Regions from separate parts of the Homo sapiens genome. Here region 2 is linked to region 1. A link is a loop called in an ENCODE intact Hi-C map of the cell type or tissue named here. Cell type or tissue: spleen. All regions are shown on one strand. Each heading gives the region's core, and the rest is flanking DNA. Links, peaks and the distances in the headings are about the cores only.

Region 1 (10,693 bases), core at 4,072-8,071:
GCTATGTAAGGATAATTCCTCAGAACTCTTTTCCAATTCATTAATTCCCTGTGTAACTGCTGTGAGTCTAGAATTTGTTCTATTGAACTTCTAAATAACTATAATTTTGATTTCAAAGATTTCAAATCGTGTATTTTCATATTTATACAGTATTATTTCATTTCAGCCTGTTTGTGTTTCATATCTTCCTCTTAAAAAAAAAAAAAAAAAAAAAAAAGGAGGCCTGGAGCTTAGAGAGAGGTCTGAGTTGAAGATTTAAATTGGAAGTAGGAAGTGGATAATATTTAAAGCCATGAGCATAGATAAGATCACCAAAGGAGTGCATATGGATAAAGAACTGAGAATTGAATCCACGTGTCCTCCAACATTAAGAGTTTGGAATGAAAAGGAAGAACCATTAAAACGGAAACTGAGAAAAGGGGCTTGTGAGGTAGCAGGGAAACCAGGAAAGCGTTATGTATCCCCATGCAGAAAAGCAGAAAATCTGAGAGGATCGACTATCAAATTCTGCTCAGTAAAATGAGGACTGAGAACTGATCTTTGGTTTTAGCAGTCAGGTGGGGGAGAATGCCTGGAGTGATAATACTTGACAATTATTTTTAAGTCTTCTTTTCACGAGCTGGCGAGGTGGGGATGTTATCCACTCCCAAAACCTTTGGCTTCAAGTGGTAATTGGCGTTTATACTCTGCCTCAGGTGGAACTCTTTAATTCCCTTTACTTTGCAGAGACTAAACTCCCACTGACTCCCTCCTGTTTTTATCTTGGAACACGGGAGATTTCTGGTTTGTAGAGATGTTTATCCATGAGCTAGCGATACTATTTTTTATTTTCTATTTTCTCTTATTGCTATGAGTTTAGAGCACCAAAGCACAAATTTGAGAAGCCTTGTGAATTGACTGGAAGTTTCTTACATTCTTCAAATATCTGAACATTTCGGATGGTGTGTTAGTTAACCATTGCTGCAGAACAAACAACCCTATAACTTAGTGGCTTAAAACAGCAGCTATTTATTTAGCTCATGATTCTGCAAATCAGCAACCTTGGGTGGATCAGCTGCACATTCTTCTGGTCTCCTGGGTGCTTTCATGCATCCCATGGTCAGCTACAGGCCAGCTAAGGACCCCTGCTTCTGAGGATTAACTGGCTGTTGGCTGAGGCCACAGGGGTTACAGGGTTGACTTGGCTGTGTGGTCCCTCACTATCTAGCAGTCTAGCTTAAGCTTGTTTACATGGTAGGTAGTGGGCAGATTTCTGAGAGAGAGATAACAGAAAAATCACAAGGCCTCTTCTGGCCTAGGCTTTGGAATGGCACATCACCCCTGCTTCGATGTATTGATCAAAACTGATATCATGGTCAGCCCACATTCAAGGGGTGGAGAATTATCTTTGATGAGATGAGCTAGGAAACCATATCGCAAAGGGGCATGGATGCAAGGAAGAGAATGATTTTTGGACATTTTTGCAAACAATGTATGATATGGACTTAAATTGTTATGGGATAAATTTAAATTAGATTGAAGGAGAAAAGATGTCAACTCTAGAGCACGTTTGTAATTTTTGAGCATTGCATGTACCGGGGGTAGTTTTTAAGACCAGGCCCAGCTGGAGCAGAGATGCTGCATCCGATTCAGGACCAGTTCAGTGCAGTCTGCCATTATCAAGGTAAGTGCTAGGAGCCATGGGAGATCACAGAGGAATTCCTTTCTGCCTTTCAAGGAGATAGTACTTGAACAGGGAGTTCAGGGCAAGCCTCCAGCTCTACAATGAGGCAAAATATTAAGTGCTATGAGATGACTGGTTAAGGGAAAATCTTTGGAAGGAAGTAGACTTCAAGTGTAAGCTGAGAGGAAGAAACCATGGAAGATTACAGACTCCAAAGAGTCAAAGATGACAGACAATGGTTGCACTTTGGCCAGCATCCTTCCTTACTTGTTGGACAGGCCAAAAGGCTGAGCAATACATCAATCCTCAGGAGACAAAAAGGAAAAGAACCAAGTTCTCCCAACTGATTTTTTCTTCCTTAGTTAAACCAGAAGGAATTTATGGCTTTTAACTGAAAGAACACTTGTATCAACAAGAATTCTGCACACTTCAGCAAAGATAGGTCCTAGCTTGTGGTAGTTCTGGCAGATTTTTAGAGTGTTACCAGTATACCCCCTTCATACCATGGCGGTCCAGCTGTTGATATTCTAGGTGCCCAGGCCAAAGGAGGCCAGAAAGAGAGCCCAAAGGCTGGTGCTTGGAGGGTATGTTGACCTGTGGGTCTTTGGTCCTGACTCTGGCAATACCAAAAGTTTCTTTTTGTTTTGTAGAACATGTAAAACTGAAGGCTGCTGCTCAAAATGTCCTATGGCTACATTTCCATTTGTCTAACCCACCCAGTGATTTTTTAATACTATCAAAACTTGCCTAGGAGTTCCACTTCCAAAAGTTATTGGCTGCATTTTGACTAATTCTTAGATTGAAGACAGGGACTAGGGCCTGAAAACCACAGCCCCCAAGGGAGCCAGGTCTGTTCAAGGCATTGCTTCCAAGTCAGAGACTCTTCACCAAGCCTTTTTTCTCCTTGGAGACCAATGGAGCAGCGTTAATCTGGCACAGATGAGCACTCCCATAATGCTCAACATCTCTTTCCAAGAGTGGAGAGAGATGATGCAGAGATTAGTCAATCATCCCAATATAAAAATTAGTGGACATATTGGCAAATAGGAAACGTGTTTTTTTTTTTTTTTTTTTTGAGACAGTCTCACTCCGTCACCTAGGGTGGAGTGCAGTGGCATGATCATGGCTCACTGCAGCCTCAACCTCCTGGGCTCAGGTGATCCTCCCACCTCAGTTTCCCAAGTAGCTGGGACTGCAGGTGCGTGCCACCACACCCAGTTAATTTTTTGCATTTTTAGTAGAGACAGGTCTCACTATGTTCCTCAGGCTGGTCTCGAACTCCTAGGTTCAAGTGGTCCTCCCACCTCCGCCTTCCAAAGTTCTGGGATTAGAGGCATAAGTCACCACACCCAGCCAGGAAATATTTAATAATTGTGTTGTTCATGCATCTATCCCAGAAATGAATTCAATCAAACACTGCATTATGAGCATGAATTTGTGTTACATGATTCTATTCTAGACTCGGGAAACAGCAAAGGGATGGCAACAAAAATATTTGAGTGCTACTCTTTGCTCGAAACTCTGCTTTACTTTTGCTCATTCACCATGTCTCATGAATTCCCCTGTCCTTTGATTTCTGGTTCTTTAATATTTCTGGGATTCAATCTTTCTCCCCATCCCCACTGCCTTGATTCACAACCTCCATCATCTGTCAGTAGATTTATTATAAAGCTCTCTGTTATGGGCTGAATTATATCCCCTCAACAACCTCTCCACACCTCAGAATGTGACTGTTTTGGGAGACAGGGCCTTTAAATGGGTAACTAAGGCAAAATTAGGTCATATGGCTGGGCCCTAATCCGATATGACTGATGTCCTTTTTTTTTTTTTTTTTTTTTTTTTTTTGAGACAGAGTCTCACTCTGTTGCCAGGCTGGAGTGCAGTGGTGCGATCTCGGCTCACTGCAACCTTCACCTCCTGGGTTCAAGCGATTCTCTTGCCTCAGCCTCCCGAGTAGCTGAGACTACAGGCATGCACTACCACACCCAGCTAATTTTTGTATTTTTAGTAGAGACAGGGTTTCACCATGTTGGCCAGGATGGTCTCAATCTCTTGACCTCGTGATCCACCCGCCTCAGCGTCCCAAAGTGCCGGGATTACAGGCGTGAGCCATCATGATGTCCTTATAAGAAGAAAGTAGGACACAGATGCACAGAGAGGGAAGACCATGTGAAGACAGGGAGAAACCGGCCATCTGCAAACCTAGGAAGGAGTCCTCAAAATGAAACCAATCCTTGTGACAAACGTTGATCTCACAAGTCCAGATTCCAGGATTGTGAGACAATCCACTTCTGTTGTTCAAGCTCCAGTCTGTGGCACTTAGTCATGGCAGCCCTCTTAAAATAACACAGCCTTCTGCCTGGGCTCTGTGCTTGTTCCTTTCAAGTTGGTACTTCTGAAAGTGGAATTATCTACCTCAGTCATTAGTCTGATCTTGTTACTTGACTGTTTAAAACCCTTCAATAGCACCCCCTCCTCTCCCAGTAGTGTTTTCTGCAGTAAGTTTACTGGAACATTAGTTATGTAAGATGTCCCCCGTTATGTAAGTTTGGGAACTCCACAAGTCTCCAACTTGAGGGGTCACTGAACATTTGCATATCAAAGACTCTGAGAAGTTTTACAGTCAAAAAACCCAGTTAACTTTGTTTCACCCAATGTTTGCCAAACTCAAATTTTTTTTCTTGGTATAATACACATTATATCTACTGCAGCGTGTGTTCTGTAGTACAAACTAGGAAATGCTGCCCCATGCAGTTAAATCCACACATTTGACTTGTCATGTGAAACGAGGGTCGCCAGATTTAGCAAACGAGAATACAGGATCCCCAGTTAAATTTGAATTTCAGAAAAGTCTAAAAAATTATTTGTTGTTTATCTGAAATTCGGTTCAACTGGGTGTCCTGTTTTTTATCTGGCAACCCTGTACAGGACCCTTTGTGACTGCTAGTGAACAGACTGAACCAAAATGAATTTGATAAGAATTGTTTCCCCCAGTTAACACAATAGAAAAAGATAAAGTCAAGATTGATTCTTGGCTTTCAATTGGATTCTTTCAATTTACCACCAACCCTTGTTCACTTAAAGCAGTGGCTCCCCATCCTGGCTACCCGTTAGAATTATCTGAGGAGCATTTAAAAATATCCATACCCCATCCCTAACCAATTAGAATTTGGGAGTTACTAAATGGGGAGTTAGAAAGGCAGGGCAGGGAGAGTGAGGCCAGGCAAGTGTATAGCATGCAAATTTAAGGAGGTGGCCACTCTCAGGAGCCAACCCTGCACTTGCACAGCCCTGAGAGTGAGAACCTCCTTAAATCTTATGCCCTATACACCTGTTGGCCTCACCCTAGTCAGGCCCTATTTAAAGACCTAGGTAAGCCAGCACACCTATAGTCCCTACTATGAGGAGGATGGGATTGCTTGAGTCCAGGAATCTGAATCCAGCCTAGACAAAATAAGGAGACCTATCTTTAAAAGAAAAAAAAATAAGTTAAAGAAAAAGATGTAGGTAGGTACAGGGTTGTGCAGAAGAGCTTCCAGGGGATTTCTGAGCAGTCCTGGGTCCCAGCTCTGTGTTTCATTGCTTTAGAAGGAACATCGACCTTTCCGAGCAATGAACATCAGCTCCAGCTCATAGGCATGAGTCAGGGCAGGCTTCACCAGGCCAGGTTTTCCTGAAATGTAAACTCACAGCAGGCTCTGGTTTCCTCTAGAAGACCACTCCTAAAAGGCTTTAAATGCTTAGGTTCCTTGTTCTTTTTCAGTTCAGGCTGGTGATTGAGTAGCTTCTAGTCATTGGCATCCTAAAGATTCTGTTTCACATTCAAGCATGGTTTTAAATTACTACAAGATGTAATGAAAGTATAGGTTTCACTCTTCTCTCCAAGGTTTTAAAGACTCTCACCCCTGTTCTCCTTCCTCCCTCTCTGCCTTCTGCCCTTTTCTTGCTGGTGATTTTCTGCCCCATCACTGGCAGCCTGGTCAGGAAGGCACCTCATTAATCCACCCACTGGTACAGTGTGCCCAGAACAGCCAAGGCCAACCTTGCTTGGAAGGCCAACTCTCTGAACAGTCCCTTCCTTTACTGGCCTCTAAGTTCCGTGATGTCATCAGCATTCTGCCCCTGGCTGGCGGCCAGATCCTTAACTACTGATTCCCAGATCTCTCCACGTTTTAAAATTCTAGGAAAAGAAACTGTACTTTTCCAGTGCTAAAAAAGGATGGGAATGGTTGGTGGAAGCTCCCAGCACAGCTAAAATTAACTTCTTTCTTTTGTGATAATTGAATGATTTTCAATGATGTTCTTCCTATAATAGGATTCAAAAAGTTTTCCTCAGGGGAAAATTTGGAAGAGAAAAATACAAGGGAAAGGGTTCTCTCAGACAGGGTTTGTAGCAATTTCCTTGCAATATGAAGCTCATGAAATTACATGGGTGTATCTCACTTAGCTTAATAGACATGTCCCTGTAAAGTTTCATATAAATGGAATGTTTAAAAAATTAAATCACTGTAAGTGCACAAGGAAAGATGGCTAAATAAAGGAAGCCCGGGGTGACTCACTTTATAAAGTGAATTATCTTTATGTAATGTACATCATCCTCCCCCACACACACATTGATTTATATATATATATATAATTTTGAATTTTTCAGAGGCTGGATTCTCATAAGGTAAGGGTGCCTCTTACGATGACAACTGGACTGAGGTCACAGCTGTTCTCATACTCTGAAGCTGAACTTTTTATAACGTTCTCTGGGGAGTGTGTAGATGCCAGGGTTCTGCGGGGACTTTTAAGCTCTTACACTGACCCAGACTCCTCCTGGCCTATCCCTGGAGTGATGTGGGCTCTGGAGCACCCAGGGAAATTGTCAATGACTGGACAGTGGAAGAAGTCATGGTAGACAAGCTGAGGCTAACAGTTGCCAAGTGCAACATGAAAAGCAGTGTTGTGTAGCAGTTAGAAGCATGACCTCTGTGGCCAGAAGACTACGGCCCTGCGTCTGTCCTCTAGCTGGGTGATTCTCTGAGCCTCGGTATCCTCCTCTGTAGAATGGGGATGATTACAGTGGTACCTACCTCAGGTACTACTACCTCAGGTCCTATTGCCAGGACTAAATGAAGAAGAAGACCTGGCACATAGGAAGAGCTCAAAAGATTGCTAACTACTTTTAACTTGTCTGGACATGCTCTATTAGAGTAGGAAGGAAACTATAACAAGAAAAGAAAACCAAAGATGCTACTGTCTACTGAGTGCTGCTCCATGCCAGATACATGCTGAACTCATTCATTCAATCCTCACATCACACGAACGGTCACTAATAGTATCCCCACTTCCTAGAGAAGAAAACTGCAGTTCAGAGAGGGTAAGCAATTATTCTAATGCCACACAGCAGATAAGGCACAAAGCAGATGACTTGAGGCCAGTCCTATGTGCTCTTTTCACTCTGTCTCAAGCCTGAGAAGACCAGAGCCTAAAGGTGACTTTTCAAAGATGAAGCCCTCAGACCTGGAGGGTATTTAGATTTGGAAGTAAAATGGTTCAGGAGGTGACATAAAGAAAGAAGGAGAGAGAAATTTATTCAACAAAGACTGATGGAGAGTCTAGAGTGTGCAGGTACTCCAGGTAGCAAAGGAAAATGGGGGTGACAGTCATATAAAATTACAAAGAACCCCAGCCAGTTGTTAGGATTTAGATATGAAAACTGTGCTGTTGAATTCTTAAGCAAAAAAATGACTAACTTTGAGGAAGACTTCAAAAGAGAGGTGACATTTGAAAGCTTTACAAGTATTATCTTATTTAATTCCTTAGTATTTGGTGAGATGTCCACCCCCACTGGACTTTGAGGCCAAGAGTGGGGTCTTCTTTCCCTTTGTTACCTGGAGTACCTGCAGACCCTAGACTCTCAATCAGTCTTTGTTGAATAAATTTCTCTCTCCTCCTTTCTTTATGTCACTTCTTGAACCATTTTACTTCCAAATCTAAATACCCTCCAGGTCTGAGGCCTTCATCTTTGAAAACTCACCTTTTCATCTATCACCCTGGGGCAGGAACTGCTGGTTGCCCACCTAGTATTTAAAAGGCACTTTTTAACTTTACATGGCCAGGCAGTGTGGCTGGCTAAAAGTCTCTATTTTCCAGTCTCCCTGGCAGGCAGCTATGGCCCATAAGATGGAAACAGATCATTGGGTCAGACTTCCAAAAAAGCTTCTTAAAAGGGGTATAGGCTATTTACTTGGAGTTTCTAAGCTCTTTCCTCTTCTTCCTGGTTCTTGCCTGAAATGAAGACAAGACGGCTAAGGCTCTAGCACCAACTTGTGACCTTGAGAAAGGCAAGGGGAGTCTGGTCCCTGGTGACCGTGACTTGCTGTAGCAACCTTGGACTGCCGAGCTCCAGACTTGCTTGTTTAAATGAAAGAAAAATAAACTATCTTACTTAAGCCTGTGTTATTTTTGGCAATTGTTATTAGCATCTGACCCAATCCCTAACTGGCATAAGCTCCTGAGGCCATTAGGCAGAGGTGCTGGGTTCCCACTACCCTACACTGTTGGGGCAAGCCTGTGGCTCCAGGGCACCCGAAGAGCCTAGAGTGTTTCCTTTAAATTGCAATTCCTTTTTTGTCAACTGTTTAGGCCCTGGCATCAAGCACACAGCCTGGTACTCAGTAGCACTCAATAATGTATGTTGAAAGAATACAATGAATAACTGCCGCTCGACCATTTCCCCAAGGAGCTGTTTTTCTGAGGGGTTTAGAATCATGCCTTCTCGGATTTCCACAGGACAGCATCAGTACGAAGCTTGTGGGACATCCAAAGTGCTTTGAGATATTTAAAAAGTAAAGAATAAATCGGAAATGATAAACATTTAAACAATGAAGATATACATAAAGCCTCATTTAAGTAGTATGTTTTAAAAGGTGAAGCAAAATTGTGTATTTTTTGTAGATTTTAAAAATATAATTAAATGGGATGAAAGTAAGAGCTGCTATCCCAAATCCCTGTTTTTAAAAAATTATTTTTGAGTGATTGCAAAATAACAAATATAACTTTGTAAAAGAATCGAAATTATTTAGAAAGGTTAAATATTGAAAGCCCTTTCATAACTACTGCTATGGAACAGTTTGGTAAATATCCTTTTAACTCTTCCTGTACATAAAAATCATGCAAATAGATGCGTATAAACATAAGCTCATGATGTGTATATTATTTTGCAACCTTTGCTTTTTTCACTTAACATCCTATCTTGGGCATTTCCCCACGTCTGTGCATTTAGATTAACCTGGTTCTCTGTAAGGTAATAGAGCATCCTTTATCCCAATACCCTCCTTTAATATAAATCTGTTTGGATGTAATTTTGACCTTGCTCTCTAAAGAGTCATCATGTTTACCTGAGGAGGTTGATGAGAAAGACATCAGAGATTAACTGTCACCCCTAACTAAAGTGAGCTGGGCCCTGCAGTAGTCAGACAGGCTGGCAGATGTCTAGATTGAGAAATAAAAATATCCCAGGATCAAGATTTTGTGGATAGAAAGCCATGAAGCTCAGAGTTAGGAACAAACAACTTGGGCCCATCAAGATAATGGACATGCTTCTAGAATCCCTGACAATTCCTGCCAGCGGCAGGCATTGATCACCTGAGAAGCAGGTATCATTCCCCAGTCCTGTAGGAGACAGTCTCTTCTTGACTGGCCTTCTCATAGGGCACTGAGCCTCTGGAGTGCTGAGCACTGGCTTTTCAGCTTCTGGGTACTGGGGAGGAAGTGGTCAAAAACCCAGGGGGAAAAGAAAAAAACCTCTGCCCTGGGGAAGTTGAGGCTCTACGTGTGGAGATGAATTATGTGAACCCCACTCCCACCACGGCCAAACCCCGTAAATCACCCCAGTCAGCTACCATCACTGGAGCTCCCTTTGTAAATGTTGACAGCAGCTGCTATCAACTTGGGCAGCCAACTGGGCTCAGCCAAGAAGCCTTTGGGGAAGATGTGGGTTAATCATCAAGCAAGGCTTTAAAAGCGGACGGAGGCCAGAGGCCAGACCCCCGCTGGTGCAGATGCACAGACCTGTGACAGAGGTGCAGGCTGTGGGGCGGCGTGGAGGCGGGAGGTGGTGGGGGGATCAACAAGATTAGCTCAGGCAGGGAGAAGAGTCTGAGGGGGAATGTAAGAAGCACAGGAAATGAGTGCAAGCAGGAGGGGCTTTCGAACTGTGTTGAGATTGACTTGGATAGATTAGCAGTGGGGAGCAGCTGTGGCTTGGGCAGAGGCACCTCTGAGGCCAGCCAGGCAGGCCACAGCTGCACCTGCTGGGCCCCTTCCTGCCATGCACCTATAAGGAAGCAGCTCCACCAGGAACCCCACCAGCCTCTGTCTTGTGCCAGTTGGGTAATGTGCACCCGGATGCATCCAGTATTATTGTTTCATTGGCAAAGCAGTTCAGGATTTTCTAGCTGACCAGTTGGCCCAATTAGGATTTCTCCCTCACAGATAGCAAAAAAGTTGGGCCTGCCTTCCAGTCCACTTTGCCAATCCTCCTGCTAGAGAACTGAAGTCAGTCCTCCAGTCCTCCTGCTAGAGAACTGAAGTCAGACAATGTTGGGTTTATGGACTAGTTGCAATGAGGAATAACACACAGATAGCACGGGGAGCCATGGGGCAGCTCAGTAAGAGGATGTGATAAAGGACTTCTTGTAGGATTTGGGCTTAGGTGATACTGGGGAGGATTCAGGGAAGTGGGAGATTGCTCTGGATTTTGGATGTTATCAGGAAGCAGAGGTAATTCTAGGACTGGGTATCTTAATAATTCTTACCTAGAAGGCAGAAGGAATGAGATGAGGCTAAAGGTGTAATTAATAAAGAAGCAGAAGTTGCTCATATTAGCCAGGAAAGGAGCATCTTTGGTCATTCTTGTGGTTCGGACAATGTTCTTATTTTTGTCTGGGTCTAGACATGATTATGGGATCATCTTGTTTTCTTTTGCTCCATTACAGTCACAGAGCGGCTGTATCTGATGTTGGTGTTCTATGGAAATTATGT
Region 2 (7,980 bases), core at 3,253-7,252, 130 kb after region 1:
GATTCTTTTCCCCGTTTATTTTACTGCATTAGAAAATCACATTTAAAGTAAGCATTTTGGTGAGGTTTGGAAGGTGAATAAATCCATCTTTTCTTTAATTATGGATATTTAAGAGAGATGTTGTTGTGCCGTTTAGATAATAATGATCTAAACCAAGAAATTTAGTTGCTTTCAAAAATAAAATAAGTGTATGCATTCTGAACATTTTTCTTTAGAAACAAACCATTTCATCTGTTTTTTTGAATTTCAAATTAATTATACAGAATTTTCAAAATTTGAAAATTAGGTTAGCATGAGAAACTGAAGATACTGAATTATATTGCCTGTTCAGTCTATACTTTTCTTTAGGATATACAGTAGGAAAGAAATATGATAGTTCAAGTTAGATTACTACTTCTTTCAGAGTTTTTTGACAAATGCAGGTACAGTGATAGTGTCAGTTCATGGTGAATTTTTGTTAAAATAAATTACAAAAAATTTGTGATCCTGGTATCTTGAAACTAGTTAATATTTGTAAACTTTGCTAACACTGTATATCACTGTATTCTGGTTTTATCTGTGCATCTATGAGTTATATGTGTGTATAGCTACATATGTTTATATTTATACACATACATTACACACAGGAGTGGAATCATACTCAATTTTTTTTGTATAGCCTGCTCTGTTCATATAATACTATATTGTAGCATCTAGTATAAGCAAAGATTAATTTTTGTAGACTTTGCTTTTATCCTGAAATTTTGTGGTAGCTGGTTTAATGGAAAGACAATTTCTGTGACGTGTTTTGTCAGTTAGGGATTGACCCTGGTAAAATATTGCTGGATAACAACAAGCAATGTAAAAATACATTTGTTCCATAAGATAACCTCCGTGAAGGTAGAGACTTGGTCTGTTTTGTTTATTGCACCGTGTCCTGTTCTGGGAAGAGTGTTAGACTCATAGAAGATGATCAAGAAATATTTTTTGAATACATCAATAACATTCTCTAACATGTGGGTATCCTAAAGGTTTATTTTTAAAGTTTATTGATTAGAATTCAGAAGATATTTTCCCAGATAAAATAATAGATTGCTAGCTGTCTTGAAAATGTAATTTATATTTAATTTGAAATGTCAGGTTTTTGCTATTTTTTCCATTAAGTAGAGATAGGGTTTTTAAAAATTACATGTGATGTTTTAAGTATTCTGGTTTTGCAACAATTACTAGATAGAAAATGTAACAACAGATCCTATTAATAATACTTCCAATAATACATATAAAATACTTGTCTAAAAGTAACCCTCCTTAAAAAAACAAAGCTGGCCAGGCGCGGTGGCTCACGCCTGTAATCCCAGCACTTTGGGAGGCTGAGGCAGGCGGATCAAGAGGTCAGGAGTTCAAGACCAGCCTGGCCAACATAGTGAAACCCCATCTCTAGTAAAAATACAAAAAATTAGCCGGGTGTGGTGGCAGGCGCCTGTAACCCCAGCTACTCAGGAAAATCGCTTGAACCTGGGAGGCGGAGGTTGCAGTGAGCGGAGATCGCACCACTGTACTTCAGCCTTGGGCAACAGTGCGAGACTCTGTCTCAAAAAAAAAAAAAAAAAAAGGCAATAGGATTAGGTATCAACTTAATGAAAACTTCGTGACAGCACTTTCTTGAAAAAGACTGTGGAAACCAAAGTTAGTAAACTCCTGTTTCTGCCTGGGTTCGGAAAACATAAAGATGATAAAGATGTTTAAGTATTCCTTTTTTTTTTTTTTTTTTTTTTTGAGACAGTGTCTTGCTCTGTCTGGAGTGCAGTGGCACAATCACAGCTCACTGCAGCCTTGAACTCCTGGGCTCAAATAATCCTCCTGCCTCAGCCTCCTGAGTATCTGGAACTACAGGAGTGCACCATTACACTCGGCTAGTAATTTGATTGGTTAAGAACATTAACTATAACTCACACATTTTCCTGACCACATTTGCTTAGGACAAAACAGTAAAAGACATGAGTGTAGATGAAAGCGATAAGGGAACTAATCTTAAACACTGAACCTCTTTTCAGCAAATTGGCTTTCTAGTTTCTCAGCTCTCTCTTTACACCTCTAAATCTCTTTCCTGGCAAGATCATTTATTTGCCTTGGTTTATGGTGATACTCTTCATTGTTATACTGGTGGGTGATTGTTTTAATTGATAGCTGTTTTTTTCTACTTCAGGAAGATGACACTGCTGGCTCTGCTGGCTCTGATGTTTACCTTGTGGCTAATGCCTGTGTTTGCCTGTGTTCACATTTATTCCACGATTCATTTGTTAACATTTACTAAGCTGCTTTTCTGTGCCAGGAACTTGGCTAGATAAATAAATGGTTGTTTTTGTACACAGAATTAGCTGTCATAATCAGTTACTGTAGCATTTATTCTTGCAAAAATATATATTTATACTTCAACTAGTGATCGAATCTCAACTTATTAATTCATACATTCAGCCAGCACATAATTGAATACTTCTTATGTGTCAGAAACTGTTCTAGGTGCTTGGGATGTTCATTGAACAAAATAGACAAAAGTCTCCGCCTCTATGGAACTTACTTTCCAGTGAAGGTGTGGATTGGTGGGATAGAAAATAAAATAATCAAGTAAGATATGTACTTAGGCTTTCATAAAAATACAGCAGGGCAAGAGGACCAAGATGGAGGCAGTGATCAGGGAATCTCAATGAGGGTGAGACTGCGACAAAGACTTGAAAAAGGTGGAGAAGCAAGCCTTGTGGGTATTTAGGGTAGCAGTAGTCCAGGCAAGGGGAACAACTAGTGCAAAGGCTCTAGGAGGCAATGTGTTTGAAGTGTTTTAAGAACAGTAAGGAGGCTAGTATGGTTAGAACAGAATGAGCAAAGGGGGCAAAGTGGTAGAAGGTGAGATCAAAGAGGTAATGAGGCCATTGTGGAGGCCCATATGGACTATTGGAAGGGCTTTGGCTTTTACTCTAAATGAGGCAAAAACCATTTTAAGCAGAGAGGAGTGATATGACTTGATTTCTTGTTAAAAGGATTATTCTAGTTGCTGTTACAGAAAAAGATTACAGGGGTGCAAAGAAACAGGGAGACAAAAGAATATAAGATTTTCACTGTAACTTATATCTAGTATGCTTGCTTATACTTGAAAATGCATATCCAGATAATTGTAGTAAATTCAAATATTATGTTTATTTAATAGTACTAACATTGATATGCTGGTTAATTATGATTAGGAGCACTAATAAAGCACAAATCAGGGATTCCCAAAAAGAATGTTGAAAGGGCAGTCAGCTTTTCCTGTGCCAGAAATCAAAGTCATAGCAGATTTGGGGCAAATATGTCAAAGTCAAACTTACGCACATCACTACTGAGAAGACAAAGATGAATGTGTGACAGTTTCCTGCCCCCAAGAATCTTTAAGCATTGTGAAGGAAGATTAATATAGCCAAATAACTAGAGTGATCAGTTCTACCAGAGAGGACCAGTTTTGGAAGCCAGAGGAAAAAAAAAAAAAACAGAAACAAAATGATGTTTGAATTAAATCTTTAAAAGTTTCTCTTATAAATTTACCAAGCCACATATTGGGAATGGTACCCCAGGCAGAAGGAGTAGAGTAAGCAAGCCAGAAAGGAAATACTATGGTGCTTTTGAGTAACTGCAGTGTGGCTGAAGAATGTGGAAAATGATGAGGATAAAGAGGTGGACAGGGAACTAGGTAAGGGAGGGCTTCCTTTTAAATAATTAGACCTTGTCCTGTGTACATTTAATGGGATTTTAATCAGGCCATAATGCCAAATTTCTTTACTTCGGAAGGATCTTTATGGTGATGGTTTCAGAAAGAAATTAAAGCAGAGTAACAGTGGTTAGCAATAATGATCAGCTAGTGGTTCCCAAACTTACGTATCATATGCATCTTGGAAGTTTTTAAAAACTCAGATTTTGGGATCCTGACTTAGATCTACTGAATCAGAATTTACAGATTCAAATTCCCAGTGAGGCCTAGGAATTTGAAATGTTGAATGTCCTTCACGATGCAGCTAGACAAGCATTTGGGAATAAAGCATTAGGTGACTATTTCAGTAGACTAAGGAGTGGGAGGCCATTTAAGCTCAAAGGCTATTCTACTTCTCACTATATTTCTAGTACCTAGCACAGTGCATGGTACTTGATAGATGCATCCTTTCTCCCATACCTCGCCCTACACATCTCTTCATGTGTATCCTTATTAATATCCTCTATTATAAACTGGTAAACATGTTTCCCTGAGTTCTGTGAGCTGCTCCAGCAAAGATGGGTTTGTGAGAATCCCAACTTTTGAAGCCTGTCAGTCAGAAGTTCCTGAGGCCAGACTTGCAACTCCTGTTGAGGGGGCAGTCTTGGGGACTGAGCCCTCAACCTGACACTGTCTCCAGGTAGATAGTGTTAGAATTGAATTGAAGGACACCCAGTTGGTGTCCGCTGCAGAACTGATTGCTCACCTGGTGGTGGAGAGAACCCCTCCTCTCCCGATAGGGTTGCAGAAGTTGTCTTCTGTGTTGTTGATTGCTGTGGTGTGGGAGCAGAGGGGGGAAAAAAGCTGTTGGAGAGTTTTTTCCAAAACAATAGGAGATTATTTAGATTTATAAAAATAGAATCAAAGTAGATTAACTGAGCACATTGTGAAATATAGAGTAGAGCTGTGTGTAAGGAGTATATCTTAATGTCAAGCTGACACCAAATTGAATGTTTGCTGGAACGTTCAAAAATCTAAGCTTCCCAAATCTGTGAAAACACTCAGGTTAGTAAACAGTCTTATGCAAACAGCAAGACAATGCTCAAAGCCATTTAAGGAAAAAGAACAGTAACTGAATTCTCTTATGGAAATGTGAGATGTTGTTTTAGTAAGTACTGATGGTGTTATACTTTTTGTTTATTCGTTTGCTGGTATTTCAGTTCCTAAAATTCCTTCAAATATGCTGCAAAATACAAACCAAGAACTTGGTGGATTTTCCATTTGTTTTCCTGTGGGAAATGATGGAATTAAAAACCTTGAGGATTAGACCTTGAGAGTTACCTTCCAGTGTTTATGCCACCATTATACAAAATTCTGGAGGACAAAACCCTTCCCACTTAAAAACCAGTTAGTTTCAGAAAATCACCTCATGTTAGGAGACTGCATCATTATAGTATGTGTGTTAGCTTTAGGTATAGATCTAAAATATTTTTAATATTTTAAAAACTTAAGCCTTTCTTCATTAATTTGGCCTAATACAAGTTAGAATAACTTTAAAAATGAGTACAAACAACAAGGAAGGGCCAGGCGCAGTGGCTCAACGCCTGTAATCCGAACACTTTGGGAGGCCAAGGTGGGCAGATCACCTGAGGTCAGGAGTTCCAGACCAGCCTGGCCAACATAATGAAACCCCATCTCTACTAAGAATACAAAAATTAGCTGGGCGTGGTGGCACACGCCTGTAATCCCAGCTACTCGGGAGGCTGAGGCAGGAGAATTGCTTGAACCCAGGAGGCAGAGGTTGCAGTGAGCCGAGATCGCGCCATTGCACTCCAGTCTGGGCAACAAGGGTGAAATGCCGTCTCAGGAAAAAAAAAAACAGTTTCTGTGACTGCTAGACAAATGTTGAGCAAGTAAAACACCAACAATGTTGAACTTAGATATTGAAATAGCTGCTCTGTACAAATAAAGTCTACTGGGAGTATAGACTGAATTACCATCTTTTGACTCTTTCGCCATAATGATTGGCATTACCGGAAGGGATTACCTTGCTTTGAAGAGCTGCTGGACAGTAGAGCAGAGAGCATCTATTACCATTGTAGGTGCCTTTCAGTTAGGATTTTGGATTTATAAGCAAACTCCAAGAAAGAGCCTGGTTCTGAGTTTCTCTGAATAGCTTAGGTCAAGTCCTAAATTCTGAAGCCAACTCCTATAATTCCTTCTTTATGTCTTTGGCATGTGAAGTAGGCAAATTTCGAACTTTATAATAATAGCCTAGACTTACAAATACTTGCCTTGGTAATCAGGATGAGTTTTTGAGAGACAACATAGTCTAGTGTTAATCGCGTGGACACCAGACTGCTTGAGTGAAATACAGGTTCTACCATTTATTAACGGAGTAATGTTGGGTAAGCTATTTAGCCAGGGTCCTTATCTGTAACATGGTGATAATAATAAAGATTAAATAATAGGTGAAAAATGTTTAGAATACCACTGTGTTATTAGTAAGCACCATGCATAGGTGTTTGGATTTAAAAATACTGGCAAAGGCCAGGTTGGGTGGCTCACACCTATAATCCTCGCACTTTGGGAGGCCAAGGCAGAAGGATCGCTTTAGCCCAGGAGTTCAGGACCAGTCGAGGCAACATAGATTCCGTCTCTGCAAAAAATTTAACAGAATTAGTTGGGCATGGTAGCGTGTGCCTGTAGCTACTTGGGAGGCTGAGGTAGGGAGGGGGAGGATTGCTTGAGCCCACGATTTCGAGGCTGCAGTGAGCTTATGATCATGCCACTGTACTCCAGCTTGGGTGACAGAGCAAGACTCTGTCTCTAAAATAAAATGAAAATAAAACTGCAGGCAAAAATGCCAACTGAAGAGTGAACATGAACTTTTCTTTGCATTTTTCTTGGGCCTGAGACTTTAAGAAGTGCAGGGCAGTTAAAATGATGAGATATAATTCTCACCTATCAGCTCAGCAGAAATTAATAAGATTAAAAAGATGCGTAATATATAATATTGCAGAGTGCATGGGGGAATTGATATACACATTCATGAACTGGCAGAGACAAAAATGGGCACAGAACCATTTGGAAAGCTATTGTGTATTTTAAAAAATTTCAGTAGCACATTTTTTATATCATGAAATTTCACTTCAGAATGTCAGTCCTGTAGAAATACTGACGCAAGTGCAAAAACAACAAAAACCAACTTGTACCTTCAAGGCCAGAAAGAGTTATTTCACCAAATAACATAATTGAGGTACATTAACTTTATTAGAAGTAAATCTGATAATCTGCTCACATTTTAAATAGTTATGGTTTAACTTCAGTTCTTGAAGTCACATATTTTTACAATTAGGAATGCTAACAGGCTTTTTGTGCAATACGAAAAGATGACTTTAAATGCCTACAATTATTTTGTGTCCTTTTATTTTTTTTTAATTTTTACTGACCTACTACAAAGCACTAAATATTTTATGTTCTTAATCTGAAGAACAATAGACATTCTCTATAAAACAACTCTTGCTTATTCATGAACTTTGTACACAAGAAGCTTAATAAGACGGGCTCAAAATTATTTTTCTAAATATATTTCCTATACAAAATAATTTCAAGATATAATTGTTACTTTTGTGTCTAATACTGTATGTTAAATAATAAAATGGTAAGCATGTAAAAACTACAATACCACAAAGATTGAGCTATTTTGCCAGTAGTATACTCCAACTTTAGTTCTAGAACAGTTGTAGAAATGGGTAAACAAACTGTTTTAACTGTACTCTTAACTGAAATATAGTACCTTATGCAGTAGCAGAACATATCAGCAGAAGAACTTCACTTGACCTGTACTTAAAAACAAAACAGATGCAATTTATAAAATTTAGAGAAATATAGTGACCTTATTTGCATGTGGAAAATGTACTTCTTTCTGATCTACATATCTTCTGTTGTGCAATGTAAGCAGTAAAACAAATAGTACAGGATTCATCTCTGTGGGACCTAGACCCCCTGGTCTAACAAATAATTCTTGGTCAGTACTGTAATTCTGTGGTATAAAACTGATAAAATTAGCCTTCCTGTGACTAGACAAGAAGCCGGGCAGTTTAAATGCTGAAACTCACAAGAACTTCAGAAGCTTTAGCTTTAAGCTTTAAGCTTACTTAGAAATGTTATAAGACCTCCAGTAGTCACATATGAAGAATATCATGAAGATTTTTCCATTAAATCTTTATTATAGATCCCTTGATTGGTTTCTGTCTAGACTCATTGTGTGATAAAGGACATAA

What was found. Hi-C counts contacts between places; a loop is a spot of excess contacts. Peaks named below come from ENCODE experiments on the same cell type or tissue, not always from the same donor. Only the 100,000 strongest peaks of a DNase experiment are listed, where the experiment ranks them.
Region 2: a loop joins it to region 1, with 2.3 times the contacts of the local background. A loop is called at or near these places in 2 of 110 quality-filtered maps.

What each region holds. Positions count from the first base shown.
Region 1 is chr14:61,580,491-61,591,183 of GRCh38, forward strand. The region is part of intron 1 of LINC03033 (long intergenic non-protein coding RNA 3033); the gene reads left to right. Among named protein-coding and RNA genes, the nearest start is that of LINC01303, 15 kb to the left of the region's middle. In spleen, for the core only: no CTCF peak of the experiment used is centred there; a DNase peak (open chromatin) is centred at 5,713; H3K27ac peaks cover 3,384 bases.
Region 2 is chr14:61,709,476-61,717,455 of GRCh38, forward strand. The region is part of intron 1 of HIF1A (hypoxia inducible factor 1 subunit alpha); the gene reads left to right. It overlaps HIF1A-AS3 (HIF1A antisense RNA 3), which reads right to left. Exons shown (of 3, transcript NR_144368.1): 2 at 7,494-7,542; 3 at 6,083-6,353. Among named protein-coding and RNA genes, the nearest start is that of HIF1A-AS1, 18 kb to the left of the region's middle. In spleen, for the core only: no CTCF peak of the experiment used is centred there; no DNase peak of the experiment used is centred there; H3K27ac peaks cover 3,727 bases.